2 separate regions of the Homo sapiens genome follow, and region 2 is linked to region 1. The links are chromatin loops, found by intact Hi-C in ENCODE. Cell type or tissue: heart left ventricle. All regions are shown on one strand. Each heading gives the region's core, and the rest is flanking DNA. Links, peaks and the distances in the headings are about the cores only.

Region 1 (10,804 bases), core at 1,853-6,852:
GCAGTTCGCGGAGGCAGAGAACAGACTGCAGATGGGGGGCTGCAGAAAGAAGTGCCTCTCCATCCTCAAAACCTTAAGGGATCGTCACCTTGAACTGCCGGGCCAGCCCTTGAACAATTACCATATGAAGACTCTGGTTTCCTACGAGTGTGAAAAGCATCCCCGAGAGTCGGACTGGGACGAGTCTTGCCTGGGTGATCGGCTGAACGGGATTTTGCTGCAACTTATCTCCTGCCTGCAGTGCCGGCGGTGTCCCCACTACTTTCTACCGAACTTAGATCTGTTTCAAGGCAAACCTCACTCAGCTCTGGAAAACGCTGCCAAACAAACGTGGCGACTGGCAAGAGAGATCCTGACCAACCCGAAAAGTTTGGAAAAACTTTAGAGGATGATTTAATCAAGAGCCGAAATTATTACCCTTCTCAAAGTCCTTATTAAGTGTAAACTTCTGTTCAATTCCTAATATTCCACTCCGCAGTGCAAACAATCTCTTCCTTTAAAAAGGAATAATAATACAATATTTAAACATCATCTCACCCACCCCCACAAGGGGAGAAAAAGTAGGGGAAGCGGATGGAGAAAAACCCAAAGCCACTAGTATTAGAAGACTTCTTTCCACACGATTTCCTATCTCCCTTGAAAAGTACACCGTAACACTCCGTAAACAGCCCAGCTGTAACGCCAGACCGAGACGAACACTCTGCCTAACTATCAAAGGATTATAGCAATCCTGGTGATTTAGGTGCATCTGTCTGTGAGTAAACACGATTTGGATATGCCATCTGAAAGAAACTGTAATGTATATTTTGATTTGTAACAAATATTGTGATCTCACATTGTCTTTGAAAGTGTGGATGTTGGTGTTTTGTGATTTGGTGAACAGAACTTAAATTGCCATTCTGGATACTTCCAGACATTTTCCACTAACAAAGATATCATTTAAAGGTAGATTTCTTCCTGGTACTTTTATCTGTCTTTGAAAGTGTCTGAACTTTAAAAAGTTTACATTTTGTTTCAAATATTGCTTGTTCTATTTCTAACATTCCATAAATATACTTGAAATGTTATTTAAATATATTCAAAGAAATTTGAATTCAGCTTATATAATAACGCTTGAATATCTGAATTATATATTTGAAAAATGCACTTGAAATACACTGGATAATTACTTTTGTGATTTAGATTTTAATTTGTTGCTGGTTTTTATTTAATTAGATGGTAATAAATGAAGTAAAATAAAAGTTGTTGTGTCTCACTTTAAATTGTTTCCTATCACAAGATGTAATGATGCATTTTGAAAATCAAACCCACTTGAATATCTTAAATATTTTGAGAAATATGCTAATGAAATCCTTAAAAATAAAACATTGGAGAAAAGCTCTTTCTGTATAGGTCCATAAGATAACAATCTACTCTCAGTCTCTAACTTACTTGTAAGACAATTCCTTTCTACAACAGAAACAATTTAAATCTACCTTTGAAAGCTTGCTCTTCTTGTAGCATTTTTGATAATATAAGAAAAAAAGTCTATCATGACAGTAGAGATGACTGAGTTAAAAATCTGACTAATTCAGAGGAAATGAACTTAACAAAGTCATAATGAAACTTCGAAAATTATGTATGAAAACTAATAAAACGATCCTTTCTGACCAATATATTTTATGTCAAACCTTATTTTATGTAATAAGGGTTCCATTAGCAGAATAAATTCATTAGAAATTCAACATTTCTTTTTGACTTCATAGGGCAAGCTAATAAAAGGATGAACACAAAATTTAAGTTATTTTAAAATAAAATACAGTGCATTCAAGCTCATTTTAAAAACTACATTTGCAGCTAGAAGTAAAAGAAGTCCCATGGCTCTCCTTTGGAAGAGTTTAGTAGTCAACAAGTGCTGAAAAGGCTGATCACCTATGGGCCTTAAGTTAGTTAATTCAGGTGATGGTAAATTTTTGGATTTCAGCTCTAGTCTACAAATACTATTTTATAACATTTTATTTCAATATCTAAATTAAAAACAATAAAGTTCTGGATCTGTGGGAGCATTTGTCTTTGACTATTTTAGAATAACTGCCTCTGAAAATAAAGGAAGATCTTTGCAAAATGATGCTAGAATTTCTAGCATGACACTTCATGCTGTTGAATTCTTAACCCCAGAATAGAAGTTTGCAAATTGCACAGTAACATGAAAGTTAAAACATTAGAACAGATCTCAGAAAATGCTGAGAAAGAGCTACTCTAATACTCTGGTGTTTAAAATCTACACAATAACATTTAATAAATATGCATTTAAATGGTCCAAATTTGTATTTTCTGGCATTATATCCAAAGAATACAATATTTAAACATCTGAGTGCTAGCATATATATTTAAAATCAAAGCTCAGAGAATCAGTTGCTTTTCTCTTAAATCCACATATAAAACCCATTCTTATTTCAGGAGATGGACAAAATGGGTGTACTAATGGAGATTAATTTATATCTAAATGCTCTCCCCCCAGTTTCCTTATAACTTTTCAATAATCACATTACAATATAAAGTTTTGAAAATTAAAAGTGATCTTAATAAGAAATTTCTCAAGACCTTTCAAAGTCAGCCTCAGAGCCTGAGATTCTGGGCCCCAGGGACTTGGAAGCAATTGGCTTAACTACCAAATCTGCCCAAATGCAAACAAAGGCACTCATAGAAAGACTGTTAAAATGTGCATGCTCTGGTAATACAGGATTTAAATTCATTAATATATTCTTCAATTCCATAAAGAGAACATGCTATTTCATTCATTTTATTTTCTATGAGAAAGAGGAGAATGTGCTCCCCTCCTCCACTGTCAGGTAAAACCAAACAAAATTGAAAACCACTTCCTGCCACAAAGCCACCAATACTGTACATGGAATCGCTTTAACTCACTTTCGTGTCGATCTTCTTGAAGGCAGAATCATCCTCATCTACCTCGAAGTAGATTTCTGTCGTGGTGATGGAGAGAGTCCCCTTGGCCACCACCACGGGAGCGATGAGCTGGGCAGGGGTGCTGAGAACCACTGGGCCTGCAAGGCAAGGACAAGGGGAGTCAGGCTGAGCCCCTGTGGCCCTTCCTGCTCCCTCCCAGAAAGGTACCAGAGGTTTTTATTGGTAAGGATGCACTAGAAAAAATGGTGCCTGTATTATGCGGCAAACTCTTTTTTCACGTAAGATAAGGACTACTTAGCTTTTATACATTACCTTATAACGAGACTAGAGAGAAAAAATGGTATGAAAACCCAGGAGGTCAGGATACCGAATAACGCTCAATTTCCACCTAGAAATCCTACATGGTTGGTAAGGGGCTGCCATTAACTTACTTAAAAGTGCAGAACGGACAAATGCCCCAATTCTCCATTGAGTATCACTGGCTTTTCCAGAGACCCTAGGCAGTCAGCACTGCCCCCAAGACCAGCCATCGCGCGAAGCCGTTCCACTCAGCAGCGGCGCTCCCCAAGGAGAGGCGAGAGGACGAGAAGGGGGCAAGGATCTAAATGATAAATTCCGCTGTTCAGAGCGGTTTGCCTCTTGCAGGAAGATTAATCTAATATCGGTCTCCTAAGGCGCGCTACACACACATACATACGCGTGCATACGGACATTACATAAAGTTCTTACGTAGAAAAGAACGAAAATCTTAGTCATTTTCTTACAGAGAATATATCAAAAGTGATGAAAATGTAAGACGCTTGAACAAAACGGTTCTCAAAAAACCGTGCGAAAGTGCTACTTCTCAACTTTTGAAACTACAGAAACAGCTTCACTAGAAGTGCCTGCCAGGGTGCTTGCTTCGAATTCCCTCAATCTGTTAAGGTTGAAAATCACGAATTACGCGTATGGAATATGAATTCAAATGGGATATTACCTAAATGTTTTCTGTAAAGTCTCCCCAAAGGGAGCCATTCTTCGCAATCCTGGATTCGAAACACGATATAACGTTATACATAACGTGGGGATCGGATGTAACTATTCATTTGTAGGTAGCAAGGGCGCATCATAATCCCTTCCACTTCTCTCAAATGCATACAGTCAGATGCGTCACAATAACAGTCGGAGAAAGGCAATAAAAAGTTAGGTTCCCCGCGGCCGCTAGGCCTCGGCCCTCCGGGCGGAGAGCCCTCGCGCCGACACCGCCCTCGGCCCCCGCCGGGCCGGGCTCGGGAGAGGCGGCCAAGTTGGCTTTCCCTGGCGCAGCACACACCCAATCTGCGACCGTCCTGCACAATGCCGGGCCGTTCCCGAGGCTGCGGGAACACAGAGGGCTGGGCTGGCTTCTGTCGCGATTACAAGGGGGTGGCTAAGGAGCAAACTGTGACAGTGTCAGCTTTCAGCCCTGTCGGGACTGCCCGGGCCAGACCCACGCACAGCCCTGTCTTTCATTTCACTGCTCTCGATCCCCCGATGAGCCCCCGGGGCTCGCGGACTCTGGGCCTCGGCCTCTGCCCAGCCGAGTCGGGGTCCACCTCGGTTGCACAAGGTTTTTCTTTGGAAAGGGAGAGGCAGTCGATCTGAAGCACCACTTTAAAGGATCATCAATCTTAATCTAGATTGCTCAAGTAATTACGCCCGAATCTCTTGTACGATTACAAGTGGATTTGGGTTTCTATTCCCCAGGCCCTCCTTTGTGTTTATTGGAGGGTCTGTGCGCGCGCTTGGCGGCGCCTCCTGCCTCCCGCGCCCTCCTCCGAATCCCCCAACGCTCGGGCCGGTTCGAACCGCTCCCTTAACCCTTAAGCAACCAGGACGCTCCCTTGGATGCCACTTTTCCTATCTTCTCTCTGAAGAAATCTATGCGGTTTACTCTTGCTTGGGGCAAGGTGAGAAAGGTGATTTGGTTCACACTGGAAACAAAGTTGTACATTGTTGGGCATTGCTAAAAACCTCAAAAAAGTCTCCATTCTAAAGACAGAGGACTATCAAGATTTATAGTTTAACAGAGGTTTCTGGCATTTGGAGACAAATAATGGTCAAAAACACTAAAAATGGTGAATTACTTCTTTCTCTTAAAAAGTAATTTAACGTATCCAAATTGAGAACATGAAAAAAAAAAGATCGTGAAACATCAAAACCATACCCATTGATTTATTGAAATACATTACAAATTTTAAGTACACATCCGTGAACTTTCCGTGGGGAGCATATCTTCTCTACTTCTCTGTGTTTCTGAAAGGGGACGGCTTCCTTTGGATTTTACTCCAATATCCTTCTGTTGAGGAGATTTTCTGGGCATTTATAAAAGGGCTTCGAACTGGTCTTTCTTTAAGAAAGACCATCATGAAATATTCAGCATTAATAGTGTGTCATTTTTACCCTCGTCCTTTGGAAATCTCCAATTACAACTTCCAATTCCATAGCATGTTTAAGGAGCACTGAATCTTTTTGTTGTAGTCTTCAGGGAGCAAACCAGCCGCAGAGAGAATACAGAGTTAATCCACTACAGAATAGAGAGAGGGGATTATGTTTTAATCCCCTTTGGGGGAGCCTTTGGATTTTAGGGATCCGATATTAAAATGTTTACATAAGGCACAATCACAAGCCAGCACATCTTCCATACAGTACTTGGTTATTTGAAAACCTCGGATCCCTTTCCAAATAAAAATAGTTTACAAAGAATAGCATCTCTGAATGATGGTGAGATGGTGATCTAGCTGATTCTGTTCTAGAAGATAACTTAAGTAACTACACATTTAACCTCCTAAACTTTGCTTGGTGTAGTGAGTTGAGGAATGACTGTAAATATATTCATCCCAATCACTACTATAGCAATAAAAGAATAAATTATAATGTCCTCGGCACACATAGAAATATTGATATTAAATGTTAAACAAATGGATAAGACAAACCTCTTCCTATTGCATTGATGCATATAATAATTTAAAATTCCACCATCTAAAGTGGTAATTAAAAGGAAAATATAAATGTTATTTACTTTTTACAACTGGCAATATAATGCTTAAAAAATACTGATCCATTACTATTTTTGAAAGAAGTATAGGGGTATTACTTCCCATTTATCTAATTTAAAATCTGAACTAGAACAAAAACCGCCCAAGCATAATGAATCTTTAAAATAATAACTTCTCTTTAGAGCTGTAAGATCTTTAACCAATTGAGATGGTAAACCTCATCATGGACCTACAGTAGAAAGTACACATTTTATATTAAAAAAGAAACAATTTATCAAATATATTTTAAAAGTAGAATGTTAAATACTTGTGGGTTTAGATTATCTTGATGAAAATAAAAATTTCAAGCACAGAAATCTTAATAATATGCTGACATTTTGGTAAAACTTTACAAAATTCTTTTTTTTTTTTTTTTTTTTTGAGATAGAGTCTTGCTCTGTCACCCAGGCTGGAGTGCAATGGCTCAATCTCTGGCTCACTGCAACTTCTGCCCCCCGAGCTCAAGCGATTCTCCTGCCTCAGCCTCCTGAGTAGCTGGGAGTACAGGCACGCACCACTGTGCCCAGCTAATTTTTGTATTTTTAGTAGAGACAGGGATTCACCATGTTGGCCAGACTAGTCTTGAACTCCTAACCTCAGTTGATCCACCTGGCTTGGCATCCCAAAATGCTGGGATTACAGGCATGAGCCGCTGTGCACGGCCACAAAACTCTTTTATATTTTTACAGAACTAATAGTCCAATATTCACAAATTTTAAGTTATTGGATGTGTCAATGCTTTCTTGCCAAAGACCACCAAGAACACATCTGTAGTTGAACAAGTGGGTTTTATTACTCATTGCAGTGAGAGAAACTGACAACAATAAGTACCATGGGGTGACTTAGGGGTGTTAAAAGACTCATTGTAGGATCTGGATTTTACTTAAGTGATTTTGGGAAGAGTTCAGGAAAGCAGGGCTTTGCTCTGGATTGGGCTCTGTCAGGCATCAGAAATAATTCAATGATTAAGTATTTCAATCAATCTTATCTAGAGGGAAGGAAGACTAAATGTATGTATGCTAAAGCTCTAATTGAAGAGATGTAGCAGTCACTCATATTAGCCAAAAGAGGGGAATGTCTGGTATTTTTGTGGTATGCACAGTGATCTTGCTTTTGTCTGTGCTTAGTCAAAATTATAAAGTTGTTTTTTGTCTCACATCATCATCACACAACCCTGTATGAAGTTGGTGCTCTGTGAGGTTGTTTATGTCCAACAAGAGAACGCCATGGCCTAGCTGTGAGCTCCAGGACAGTTCTCAAAAAGAATGAGGCTTAGATATAGGCAGGCCAGTTCCCAGAGGTCAGAGGCTGCTTTTTCTTTTTCTCAATTGCAGGGATTAATCATTTTCAGGGGAGGGGAGTGGGGGGGGGGTGTAAATCATTTTCAGGAGGGGGTACACTGCATTCTAGTGATTAAAAGGCAACGATGGCTATTAAATTTCCAAGTAATGCTAAGCTTCTTTACAACTTTCAATGTAAAGCACAGCAAAGACTACGTATGGAAAAAAAAGAGTTGGAGTTTAATTAAAATTGGAATTGTTAGAAGTATTTGATGACTTTCAATTGGTAAACTATATTTAGGGTACATAAAATTATAATGTATTTTAGAATCACTTGAATATTTCCTAACCTTAGTTTAATATTGTTAAAAGTTGTATTAGCTATATGGATTTTCTTCAGCTTCAATTACTTGGAAACTACATGCTCAGTTTGCTTTTAGAACATGTAAAATATTGTTATTTTGGGATAATAAACATTGACTAATCTTAGTAGAATTATTAAACTTAAAATCCTGACATTATTTAGAAGAACTAAAACTAATCTGAAATTCTTTATGTTCAATGTAAAATAATATTATTCCAAAGAAATCAGGACAAAAATATAATAAGGGAGTAAATTTTTACAATTATTTTTATAAAGTGGTATACATTGTAGGGAAATAATTCATAGCATGAGTGACTGAACATATCTAAAATATCTGTCACTGCTTTGGACTCTTTTATTTTTTTTAGATGGAGTCTTGCTCTGTCACCCAGGCTGGAGTGCAGTGGCATGATCTCTGGCTCACTGCAAGCTCCGCCTCCCGGTTTAAGCGATTCTCCTGCCTCGGCCTCCCAAGGAGCTGGGATTACAGGTGCATACCACCATGCCCAGCTAATTTTTGTATTTTTAGTAGAGATGGTGTTTCACCATGTTGGCCAGGCTGGTCTTGAACTCCTGACCTTGTGATCCGCCCGCCTTGGCCTCCCACAGTGCTGGGATTACAGGTCTGAGCCACCGCACCTGGCCATAGACTCATTATTTTTAAGTATGGTACAGTCAGTTTCCCTAAAACATTCTCCCCCATAGAAATAAATAATAAGATGTTTTAATCTCAAAACAAATTACTGAAGAATATAATAAAGTTGTAACTTTGTTTTGGAATCCTAGGAAAGCTTTGGGCATTATAAAAATGGAGGTATTTGTGTATGTGCATGGAGGGGGGAAGTTCTAGAAAAAATACTGTAAAAAATTTTAGATTCCCAAATTTTAGATATCCAGGATGGTTCTCTGGGTTTCAGGTGACTGAAGTATCTTAAGGAAATAAAAAAAAATCATAGTAGCAAAGTCTACAGATAGTGACTGTTTTATTTATATACAAATAATATTGATAGCTGTCCAGATAAAATTTCAGAGCAATGGTATTTTGAAATTTTCAAACTTTTTTTTTAGGGCTGGGCATGGTGGCTCACACTTGTAATCCCAGCACTTTGGCAGGCTGAGGCGGGAGGACTGCTTGAGGCCAGGAGATTGAGACCAGCCTGGGCAATATAGCGAGATCTCATCTCTATGAAAAATTTAAAAAATTAGCTGGGTTTGGTAGCACATGCCTATTGTCCTGGCTACCTAGGAAGCTGAGGTGGGAGGATCCCTTGAGCCCTGGAAGTCAAGGCTGCAGGGAGCTATGACAGTGACACTGCACTCCAGCCCTGAACTTTTTTTGCATGGAAATAGTTACAGGATGTTTTTGCTTGAATAAAATAAAAATACTTTAACAACTCATAGAATACAATGCCTTAAGGGTTATGAAGTTAAACTTCAGTACTACTTCCTCCCCAACATATTCACAAAGACACAATGTACTCTCCCCTAAACTATCCATTATAAATATTCTATAAACTCAAATTTTACACAAAAGCTCACTGTTTTCAGGAATTGGCCTCTTGATGCTGCTAGGTGACTTCTTGAGCATAATCTATCCTTAACACTAAGATTAACAATAACTAATTATCCCCACAGATCATAGTTTCCTTAGATTATTATTGTATAAAATGAGACAGATGAAGAACACATATTAGGTGTTTTGAGATGAGAGTAAACCTACATCTGAAAAACTCAACTTAGCACAGTCTAAAACAGACATGGAAGGAATGGAGCCCTCTTATATGAGCAACTGAATACTGAAATTTAGCATATTATTTGTTCATCATAGTAGATCATCTATTTTTACACTATTATCTAAAATCCCACCTTAATGTATTTATAATACATAATTTTAAAAAGTACTGAGAAAGACTCTTATATGCTCTAACTTTAACCTACTATTTATGTTTACCAATTTATTGTAGAGCAGGTAATTCTTTATGTTACAAGGAACCAAAAAAGAAAAAAAAAAAACTGCTGCATTTTCTGCAAAGGCAATGTGTGATTTCCTAGAAGAAAAAGCTTACAAAGCATATATACTATAAGTAAAATAGCACGGAGTTATTTTCTAATACAAAAAGTACTAAACAACAGTGATAGTTTCAATGTTCAGTGTGAAAATTTGCTCTGCCTTTTGATTTAATAAGTGAGCCAGCTGAGATTTCTGTTTCCAGTTATATTACATTTAGTTCAACATATGGAATACATTTTTCACCTTCTGGAAGAGTATTGACTCTTTTACGGCACTGGGATATCATTTAATGATCGGGAAGAGTAAATTTCTACTAGACTAGAGGAGTGAATAAACCAGAGGATATGATTTAAATCTTTGCACCCCTAGGTTGGATTAAGTAGCTTGCCTTTATATTTCCATAGTTTCCTAGCCATATCTTTATGGCACTTAAAATATATTAAATATATGTGTTTAAAAGTCTGTTTCTCCCATTTGGCACAAGCTAATTGAAGACAGGGGTTATTATCTTGTTCACCTATTACAGTATCTGTCATATAGTATGCAATCTGTGTTTGTGGAATTGAATATAGAAAATGATATATACCAGTGTTGCATTTATATGTCATAGTAAAAGCCCACTTAAATTAATATATTACATCTTTTATGTTTTTCTGAAATTGATTTCAAATTTTTCTTTATAAATATAAAAGATAACTGTATTTTAGAGAAAATATAAATTTAAAAATATACTGAAAACCAATGAGAGTTATAATGTAATTGATCATTCTAGTTATATTACATGCATACTATTATGGTTTTAAATGGCATAATTTTATGACTATCGTATTTTTCCTAGTGTATAACTTGCTTGCTCTTTGTAATTAAATGTGTAGAGACATATTTAATTCAGCATTCATTCATTCATTCACGTAGTCAACGAAAATTAATGAGTAGTATATTGTTTTTGCATATAAGGAGAGAATACAGCAGTGTATAAGACATACATTTTACCCACAAAGAGCTTATAGTATAAGGTAAAGAATACACAAGAATAATTATGACATAAGGAAGAAAGGGTTAAACTAAGAACTGTGTAAGGCACTTTATGTGATTTATTTCTCTTAACATCCCTGTGTGATAGCACTACTATCATCTCCATTTTACAGATAAGAAAATGAGACTCTGGGTTGGAGTAATTTAGAGG
Region 2 (10,804 bases), core at 3,045-8,044, 250 kb before region 1:
TGGGTATTAAACCATTCAGTTGGATACATTTAAGGAAGTTAATAACAGTTATATTTTGAATTGTAGAATTTTACAAAGTTAAATCCTTTGCAATTACACAAACTTATGATGAAAAAACTTAGATGTCAACTGAAAAATATGGGTGGGGGTACAAAGTTTTTCAGACTATTTTAGAGGGTACATAAGCCAAAATGGTTATGGATAATTGCTTTGGTATATTCTCATTCTCTGCAAACTAGCCATCTATTAAAAAATATACAACTCTCCATTAGCCATACTCAAATAACTCACTTTGTTAACCTTAACCATGTGGCTGGTTAACAGAGAGTTATTTGCAGAACTTTTTAGCTGTTCTGGAAAGAGTGAGGGAGGGAGAGAGGAAGGGAATGGGTGACCTCATCATTCACGAGACCACACCGAAAATTTCCCTCCCACTGGCGAAATGAGCACCTAGGCAGTGGGCCCCCAGCTATTGCTGCCTTATTCTCTTCCCAGGTGGCGTTGGGTCCTAATCCTGTCAAGGCTAGAATGCAATTGTCCAGTTGGTACTTTCTTACCATTGTCAATGGCCAGGTTTGCAATAGAGAGTAGCCTGCAAATAATAATGCCCCACAGGTGTAAGGAGATGGAGTCCCCTGTGTTATTAGCAAAGGTCTTTGAAGGACCCAATCCCTCTGAATGCAGAGTGTTCCCTTTATTATTCTACTCCATTAGGTGTGTTTTCTTTTGTTCTCTACAAGCATGAGGCTTTAACTTCTGGAATATTGAATTTCGTCGGCTCCCCTTCTCCTCCTTCCCCAGGCTACTGAAAATTGGTTGCTATCCTCAACTGCTTGCCCCACCCCCTGTTCTTCTCCTGGTCATGGTGAATTTGGACCTGCAAAAGCCTTGTATCAGTTTCAATTATTTTTTAATATAAGATAATATTGGTCTTGGCACCAAGGCTTCTCAGAAGCGCTCCTCTTTGCTCTCTCAAAGTGAACCCATTGCTCCCAATTACAGACCTTGCTTCTGTTGCTTTCTCAGCCCAAGTTCAATCCGGTGTGAACATCTCTTCCTTGCCTTTTCTGGTTTATGTTCTGGGGATTATTCAGAGTGACCACAAGCCTTGTCTTTTCTTCTCATCAAATTCTGACAATATCCTTAAAATATTGGTTTTGGTAAATCTGTAGAGTCCTGCTCTTCAGTAACCTATATTATTAGAACAGGGCTCCCAGGTGGCTGGTTACCTTAGGTTTCTTTCTTTCTTTCTTTCTCTTTCTTTCTTTCTTCTTTTTCTTTTCTCTTTCTTTCTTTCTTTTCTTTTTTTTTTTTTTGTAGAGAAGGGTCTTGCTATGTTGCCCCGGCTGTTCTAGAACTCTTGGCTTCAAGCAATCCCCCCGTCCAGCCTCAGCCCCTCAAAGTGCTGGGATTATAGGCATGAGCCACCACACCCAGTCATCTTAGTTTTAAGAGGGCCCAAACTTTCCCCTGGGTCTGAATTAAGCTCTGGTTCCACAATTAGCTTCTTTTTTTTGGTGGAGGAGGGGCCTTGAACTACTAAAGTGATGCATTCTGGGATGCAGGCAGCCTACTGATGGCTCCCGAGTCTGGGTTTGAATCCTAGCTACTCCGAAGACAAACTGCATGATCTTGGGGAAAATTAATTACCTCTTTGAATCTCAATTTTCCTATTTGGAAAATGGGAATACTCGCTCCTGCCTCTCAGGATTGTCATCAGGATCAATCAAGATAATGCTCATCAGGTACATACTTAATTTAGTGTCTGATCTCCAGTAAGTGCCCCAAAATGGTAGCTATGGTTCTAAGTGAGCATGCCTAACAGAATCGTCAAGACTTAAAGGTGAAAACTGTTCATGTAACTCTTTCCTCCACCTGATACTTCGTACTCATATTTCACAAATTTTATTTTTGTTATACTTAAAATGCTAGACTAGAAATCTTTTCTATCCCCTTCTCCTTCTGGCATAATGAATTTTTGTGAAACTAACAAATTAAAGTAGCATTTGCTTTCTTCTATATTAAACACAATCATTTGTTTTACCCCTGAAATCTGAGTCTCTGTTTCAAAGACTCGGTTTTGTCGATTCCTTTTGGGATTGCTTTTCATCAGTGCATTCCCAGAGTCCCCAGCCTTTAGAAATCGCAGGATGCACCAGCCATCATGTGCATACTCAGTTTTCAGAAAGCATCTGAAAAAGCTCAGCTTCGGAGATTGATGGTTCTCAGCTTTCAGCTTTGGTTTCTCTCAGCCAGAGCACCATTTGGATCTGGGCCTAAGAACATAGTCACACAATGTCAGAGTATTAGTATTAAGTAGGCGATGCCCCTCTTCCTGCCTCTCGGCCTCATTTGGAAAAACATGAGAAAATAAATCTAATCTCCTCATGGTTCCCTTGCACTGCACCACAGCAGGAATGTTATATGATTTCAAATTACTTATTAGAAATACTCCTATGGGTATCGTGTTGAGGATTACTTTTCCAAGGTTATTATAGTGCCTGTATCGTTAGGAAAATGAGGTGTAATTCTACCTGCTATCTCACTCCAAAGACTTCTACCTTTGGACAAAAACCAACTTCCAAGTCAAGGAGGAGGACATTTATCTTCTGTTTCACTCTCACTTTCAATCACATGTTGGAGGATGAGCTGAGGGTGGGGAAAAAACATTTTCTCAAACCCTTTGCTTCTAATAACACAGTGTAGGCTTATCTCTGCTTTCAAGGGAGACGATGTTGACACCCAGAGGGAGCTTAGAGTCAGAAAAGTCTGGTGCTAAGAATGGAATTGGTAGCATCACACTTGCACTGATGAACAGAAAACAAAGCTAAGTGCTTATGCAACAATACAAGGCAACGGAACGTAAGTACTGGCGGCCAGGGGACTACAGTCACAGGGAGATAAGCTGCGGAATTTAACTCCCAAGTGACCTTGAACTAGTCACTTCCCTTGTCTATGTCAAAATATCCTCCCTGGCATCTAGCCGTGTGTATCTGCTGTGTTATCCTATGCATCAGTTGTCTGCATTTTGGTTTACCTCAGGCAAATCTTTCAAATTCTTTGACAGCACTTACCATTTAATTATTTTCCAAGTTGACAGCTCACTCTTTCTGCAGGAAACACTAACATTTTAATTCCTTGCTTTACTGACATATGGATCTTCTAGTATTCACTTGCTTTTTCTGCAACGTTCATCCTTGCTGGGGAGCCCCTTGCAAAATGAATTGTACTGCTGTTTTTGCGGCAGAGGTATTTACAAGGGCAGTACAGCTTTCCCTAAAACCTTTGAAGCTGGCAAGGAAGCCTTCTTCTCCCCTTCTTCTTGTTCATTGAGAAACAAGAGAAGAGGAGAGAAGAAAAGCGCTTCCAAGCTCCAAGTCAGTCCTTCAAAGCAAGGTTCCTTTCCTTCCTGAAAGTGAATTCCACAAAATTAAAAAGTACTGGATTTGATTAAAAGCACAAACCCATTTCCAAACCAAATACCACTGATTTTTTGAATCGTCTTGCTTTTCCTAGTGCAGAAAATTGAGGGCTGACTTCATTTGCATTCACTCATATTTGTCCTTTAAGTTCAAAAGACATAATTGCTCTCTGGCTATGCAAACGTGGCTGATCTTGACCTACTCAAAAATAATAAATCAAGTCCTTGAAAAGCTTTTGGAAAACATGAAGAACTCGACAACATTTGTTTGATTCTCATGACTAAGTCATCTTAGCTAAAACAAAGTGAGAACATTATGCAATTATTTAGAGGAAATTCAGGACCTCTGGGACAGCCAATCATAGAATTCAGGCAAAAGTAGATTTGGGGGCCTGACATTTGCAGATACTTGCGCAACTCTCAGCTGTGTGAGCTGGTCCTAAGAGAGCTCCCACCTTCCATTCGCCCTTTTTTCCCATCCTCCTTCACTTCGTGCCTTTTGATTAGTAGTAAAATGAATAAATCAAACCAACCCTAGCTTGGCTCTTATAAGATATGCTAAGAGAAACGAATATAAAAACAAAAATACCAAACTAAAGATATCCTCCTGAAACTCATTTCTCATTTACACACACACACACGCAGGCACACACACACACACACAACCAGACTTGTTGAGCAAATGTGAGCTTAGAAACTAAAGCTCAGGCCCAGATGTTATTAAGTATAAATATTTATAAGAGCCATAAAGATCCTGGCTAAGCTCAATTTTGCCTCAATGCAGCAAATGTTTCAAATTCGGCTCTTTTACCATTTGAAGCCTTTAGAAGGCAGGATACAGTAGAAGGCACATTACTGTTGGTGAGAGGAGGGCAGTTCCTCTTTTATGTTTTATGACCAGTTTTTCATTGAGGGGTATTGCTTTTCTCAGAAATCACTTCTCGCGGCCTGTCTTTTCCAAGAAGCCAGAAGAAAGTGTGCTTGCTGTGGCTGTGCATTCAGGGGGCACCAGCGAAGCATTCTCCCTGTGAAAGGATGTAGGGACGCTAGATTCGCTTTGTCCTTCCTCATTGCAGTTATCGTGAAACACACAGCCACATCCTAAGAGCCTCAGCTTTGTCACCCGTTGAATGGGTGAGTGATTATTGTAAGTGGAGCATGCTTAACCCATGCTTTTTGCCTTTGCAAAAATAAGCATCCACAATATTTAAACGGCTGTTTTAGTCACTTGTAGAGGCACAAACAAAAGAACCCATAGGGGCATAAGCTGTAATTTTATGATGAAACAGTTCAAACTCTATGATCGTTTGGGCTCTGGATTAAGTGTTTCCTTCTCCAGATTCTTGAAGAGGACCCAATATATGAAATCGTTTTTGGGTTTTTTTTTTTTTGTTGTTGTTGTTGTGTGTATTTTTTTTTCCTTTCCAAGATATGGTCTGTCTATGTTGCTCAGCTGGTTTTGAACTTCTGGGCTGAAGAGATCCTCCTACCTCAGCCTCCCGAGTAGCTGGGACTATAGGCCACCACTCTTGGTTATCATTATTATCCTGAATCCAAGTGGTTTTTGGTGAGAGACATCATCTACCTACATGTCTTATCCACCTGTGAACCATGCAATTCCCTGCTTTCTAACATCCCTTTGGTTAAATATATCATGTTAACACATAACCTGGTACATACATGTTTAAAAGACGTATTACTTCATGGGATGATTTGTCTGCATATGGGGATGAAAAGAGCCTTGGTTTTCCCCCTAAGGATAAGTTCTAATATGTGAAATAATTCCCAGTTCTCTGGGAGAATCCTGAAGATTCTTCAGTGTCAGCTGGCAGTGGCCTGCGTGTGGACCCCATCTCTCCACTCTCGAGAGAGGGGGTGTCCCTCTGCTGAAAGCTCAGGGATGAAGGCCTGTGGCCCCTCCACAGAGCCTGGCTTTGCTGGGTTCTCAGCAAGGTCTCCAAATGTCCATGCCAGCCCCACCCCTGATCTCCTTCCCCCACTCTTGCTGCTCAGCCCCTTTTGGCTACTGGATCTGACAATTCATGACGACCCCGAGAACACTGATCTTCGTGGAGGCCTTCATCTGCCGGACACATCTGGAAAGTACTCCGAGGGGTCTACCTGGTTTTCCTGATTAATGTAGATGTAAAGATTTTATCAAGGCTCCTGGCGGCCGGACTTCAAGATGTAATCACAAAATCAATCCACATAGACTAACCGGGCATAGGCTTACTAAGAAGACATTCCACAATGTCAGGCACTTAATTAAGGCGCTCTGGCTCCTCTGCCCCTGATTGATTCTTTTCTTTCCCTAACAGGTGATGCTGGTCCTCTGGGTGGACAGGCCACTCCCCAGCCAGAGACCCCCGTGCATTCAGAGCCTGCAGTTTGGTGAGAAGACCACCAGAGGGCACCCGTGCATCATCCCAGTCCCCAGGGACTGGACCGGAAGACCAACGGGATCCCTCTTCCAGCCCCCCAGCGAACTTGAAGGAGCAGCCAACTCAGCCTGCATTATCTGCTAGGCTGCATTTTGTTTGCTGAGCTCCAGGATTCTTCTCCGACCCTCAGGCATCTCTTGAGCATAATCAGAGACTCCTCCCATCTCCTCACCATCCCACTTTTTGCACCTTAGTGCGTTGTGGAGCAGAGGACTGCCCCGCGCCGGGGAACCAGCCTGTGCTCTGGCCTGAGCACCTGGGAGTCCTAGCCACGCTGGCTTGCTTGACATAGAGTTTCCCACTGGAAATTCAAAAACTTCAGAAATGGGAGTTTTTAAAAATGTAAGCACCTTGTGAAAAGTAGCCCAGATCAGAGATTGCCAACCTACTGCCCCTTGACGGATGCGAAGTTTTTTCTGCATTCATTCATTCATTCATTCAGCCATCAGGTTCATCTGGCATGATTTTAGCACATGACCATTTAATTCATCAAAGATTTGTTTAGCGCCTAACATGAGCCAGGCATTGTGCTGGGAATATACCTGTACTCCAGTCATTTATAAAATGAGGCACTGTCTGACTCAGCCCAGAAGGACGTCATCCAGCCAGTCCTCTGTAACGTCTGAGTATACCTGGGCCAGAATCATCAACAGTAGCTTGGCTGCATGAGGCCCTGCCAATCGAGAAGCAGTTCTACTGCCCCAGAGCAACAAAGGGCTCCAGAGAGGCTCAGACTTCATTGGCCCAGGGCAATCAAGAAGGCTTCATTCATTCATTCATTCAGTGGGTATTTACTCAGCACCTGGTATGTGCCCAGCAACAAAATGAATCAGAAATAAGCCAGACTGGTGCAGCATTCTTCATCACATAGAGAGACTGCTCATTTGGTTGTACCTACATTGGGCCCCAAAATCTTGACTGTAGTAGCCAGGTAGCGTTCACCCAGTCCTGACTGTTATAGATAAAGCAATCTTGGAGGGCTTCTTTAACTCAAATCTTTATCAAGCTGCCAAGAGAATTTGTTTGAAATGATTGGTACTTTGGAAAGAGAAGTACATCTCTATCATTTACTATAGGAGTTTTTGCAAGTTCTTATTCTTGTTCACAAGAGACTCAGGCAGTGTGATCAAAAGGACTCTTCTGTCATCCGTGGAGATACTATGTCCTCTTCCGGTCCCAGGCCATTGGCCATCCGGAAGGCTTGTCTCTGCTGGGGCTCACATCTTTGGCATGGGTCTTCGTTATTGTGGCCAAAATGAGTGTCAACCACAAATTCCATAGTGTTAGAAATAGGACTTTTCCCATTTTTTTCTGTAAGTTAATTTCTGTTTCAAGGTGCTACTCTACCTGAGTGAAAGACACACATTTTCCATTTAACCAGGGATTCCAATCCCCATTTTTCCCAGGGTGATGTTGTAACTGCAGGAACTTGACTAGTGTTGTGGCAAGGAGGTTGGAGGAAATGTGGTCCCTGAGTCCTGTGTCCATGGAGGCCCCCCCCGGGGCATCTGCTGAGCCTGTCCACAGGCATGAGGCTCTCTTTGCCCTGCGCTGAGATGCAGAGGTGACGTTCTTTCTGCTGCTCCCATGAGGCTCAGCACCACCTGCAAACCCTCTCTGGGGTCTTGACTTCTCAGGACTCTGTCCAGGAAAATGTTCAGGATCCCCCTCAGCCAGCTTCCCTGGGATTTAATTCCCAGTCTTGAGGAGCATGTTTTTTCTAGACACCAGTGGAGGAAGTTCTTTTCCATTCTTGAGGTTTTTCCCTGAGAGAAACTTCCTGTACTTTCTGGTTTGCCTTGGAGGCACCTGACGATAGCTTAGTGGGTCGAGGCTTCGGGAAGCCAAGGTAGAGGCAGCTCCCCTCTGCCTTCTAGATTTTCACAACTGCGCTGTCTCACCCTGAGGCAAAGCAGAGCAGGTGAGAGAAAAGAAGGAAGATTTACCAGGAGAGATTTTCAAAACCGGTTAATACTATTTCCAATAAAATCTCAAAAATGTTATTCTACCATATCAAGATGTCCATAGTTTTTATTTCTGCAGAAGTTCCAAGTTTGCTCATAGAACAGTTTGTGTGTGGCTCCAATAGGTGCTGCAGAAAGTATGCTTCCAGATTTACATCCGCTGCCCCAGCCTGCGCCTGTCTCTCTTTACGGCAAGTCCCTGAGGCAGCAAAGGGGTAGATATGCTATAGCTTGGTGGGAAAGCCTCTATCCATAGAATTTTGAGCTAAACCCATCAGCCACAAGCCCAAACACCACTTCACTTCTGTGGTTAAATCCACCACGTAACATCCTTCAGGCTACAGTCCCTTGGGAGCCTCACGGTGTATCTGTGTCACACCTGCCCCCATAAATGGAATTTACTAGGCTCTGAGAGAACAAAAACAAGAGGCAAAGCCTCAGTCCTCAAACAGCTTACAGCATGGGCGAAAAGGACACACCTTATGTGTTTCAATATAAGAAAAGGAGTTCGATTTTGAACACACACTATATTAGCTGATTGCAGAAATTTCTGGAAATATAGCCATTAAGATGTAGGTGATAATTCAACACGGATACAGGACAAGATTATACTACTGAAAATAGTGAACGAACATCTTGAATATTCCCTGTGTCCCATGTGGTGTCCTAATATCTTCACATCCATCCTCTTTTTAACAAGGTTGCTGTTATTATTATCACCTTAATTCACAAGCAAAAAACGAAAAACAAAGATGGAGGAACTTGCAGTTGGGGGTCAAGGAAAGGCTGATGGCTCCAGATCCGTGGCCTAAGCAGAAGGCTTTTCCCCTGGTGTGTCTCCACCACGTGGTTGTGAAGGAACCAGCACCATCATTTGTCTTCTGGATGATCTCACGGCACTGTGTGCGTGTGGTCCCTAGTTAGTGTCATTAGCTGACTCCCCAAACCTTCCTGGGATGTGGCTGTGAAATTTTATCTTAGAACTTCAGTTTAATTCCATAAACTTTTGTTGAATATCTACAGAAGGTATAGAAGTGAGGATGGGATTCAAAGATAAACCAGACACGAACCCAAGCCATGGGACATTGCTAATTGGAATAGAAAACTGCAACCAGCTTGGTGCTGCAGTGCAGGTACTGAGAACCTCTGGGCTCCTGGTGAGGCTGCAAGACCAAATCCAAGAATACGGGCAGCCTCTACGAGGGGCTGACTCACCCCACAGACTCAGTGGAAAAAGTGCCCAGGACCCACGACAATTTTAGGGCCCCCAAAAGTGTTTTCTATTTTACATACAAAAATTAACCAGGTGTGGTGGCACATGCCTGTAGTCCCAGCTACTCGGGAGGCTGAAGCAGGAGAATCTCTTCAACCCAGGAGGCAGAGCTTGCAGTGAGCCGAGATTGCACCACTGCACTCCAGCCTGTGCGACAGAGCAAGACTCCGTCTCAAAAGAAACAAAAACAAAACAAAAAGTGTTTTTTATTTTCCATTAAAATCAGAAGAAAATGATGAATATAATACAATAATAATAATAAACCCACCATGAATTATATTTGTCTTATATCAACACAGTCATAAAAACAATATCTATTGAATGGGTACAATGTACTGATGTGATAGATGTACCGAGTCCAGACTTCACTACTATGGCAATATATCCATGTAAAAAAATTGCACTGGCACCCCTTACAAATACAAATATGTATTTATTTAATGAACAGAGGAAGGAGCCCATGAAAGCAAAATTGCCTAGATCCCGGGAAAGTCACCATGTGGCCCTGTAGTGATGGCTAAATATTAGCTATTCAACGCATATGGGATTTTATAAAGTACAGAAAACATTCCTCAGCTCTGAAGTACATACTCCGAAACTGGAGGGAATGTTTTATCCATGATCATAAATGGGGATCCAATATCTCAAGGTCCAACCTTCAGAGGAAAATGATCTTAGAAGCATGAGACATTGCCTTAAAAGCCCAGGGAAAGAAGAAAGGTCCAAATACCAGCATCCCCTTCATGAAACCCAAGCAGCATCACTGTGGAGTTTCTGTGGAGAATCCAGGAATTGCTGGGAAAGGGGCCTGCTTGCTCTCCCTGCGCTGAACGAGGATGTGAGGCAGCAAGAAGCAAAGTCATGCTCTGTAAACAGGCGAGTGTCCGTGGCACTGCTGGGGACTCCAGGAGGAGGCTCAGCCGGCTCACTCGCTGAAATGTCACTGCTCGTCAGTGGGCACAGGAGGCCTCGGTGGCTGCTGGCTGGGGAAGCGGGCTGGTGGTGTACGTCAGGGCCTCCCACCTTCGACAGCCCAAGCTGGCCAGTCGCCTCAGAAGGGGTGCCGAAGCTGGGGCCCAGAGCGTTGGTTGGCCTCAGAGACACTCGATTGTGCAGAGTGGGATGCAAGCTCCTGTTAGCACCCAGGTGGTGGGAGGACAAGCTCTGGAACCCAGAGATTTAGGGAGCCCGGCCCAGAGATGGCACCTGCTCCTCAAATCTCCTTCCAGAAGTGATCCTGGATTTTAAGCTTCTTTCAAAGCCATTACAAGGACTTGTTGGAATGGGGTGAGGGCAGCTTAGCCAACACCCATGAAGGCTAAGATTAGACAGTGACTCATGCTTGCAAACGCTGACCACCTCCACCTCATACCTGAAGTGCAAAGTGACATTTCTCACCCTTTCCGCAAATAAATCTTTCCTGTGCAGTGTTCTCTAAGGACCTCAAGGCCTGTCAAGGACTTGGCCCCTAGCTCATTGAAACCACAGTGGATTGCCAAATTTTGCAGATGTTTGCACTGACTGCTTTATGTTTTGTAATATCCCAGAGCTGTTCCCAAGTGATGCTCATCCATTCACCAAGTTAATGCTTAATAAGAATGATCTACAAAGGGTGACAGCTCCAAAAGATGACGAGAGGGAAATAGCCTTCAAGGAGAATGGACGAGCAAAATAAATAAATAAATACAGCCCTGCCTCCACAGAC

What was found. A loop is a pair of places that touch in the nucleus more often than their neighbours do. Peaks named below come from ENCODE experiments on the same cell type or tissue, not always from the same donor. Only the 100,000 strongest peaks of a DNase experiment are listed, where the experiment ranks them.
Region 2: it touches region 1 in a loop (4-fold over the local background); 6 of 110 quality-filtered maps call a loop at or near these places.

Annotation. Positions count from the first base shown.
Region 1 is chr13:35,464,640-35,475,443 of GRCh38, reverse strand. It overlaps NBEA (neurobeachin), which reads right to left. Exons shown (of 59, transcript NM_001385012.1): 41 at 2,908-3,044. MAB21L1 (mab-21 like 1) reads left to right here. Exons shown (of 1, transcript NM_005584.5): 1 at 1-1,655. The coding sequence ends at 385. Among named protein-coding and RNA genes, the nearest start is that of MAB21L1, 6.6 kb to the left of the region's middle. RefSeq lists an enhancer at 1-179. In heart left ventricle, for the core only: no CTCF peak of the experiment used is centred there; a DNase peak (open chromatin) is centred at 4,213; H3K4me3 peaks cover 2,942 bases; H3K27ac peaks cover 1,327 bases.
Region 2 is chr13:35,716,153-35,726,956 of GRCh38, reverse strand. No RefSeq gene overlaps it. Among named protein-coding and RNA genes, the nearest start is that of LINC00445, 24 kb to the right of the region's middle. RefSeq lists an enhancer at 6,040-6,540. In heart left ventricle, for the core only: a CTCF peak has its summit at 5,816 (motif pointing right); a DNase peak (open chromatin) is centred at 5,845; H3K4me3 peaks cover 394 bases; H3K27ac peaks cover 1,711 bases.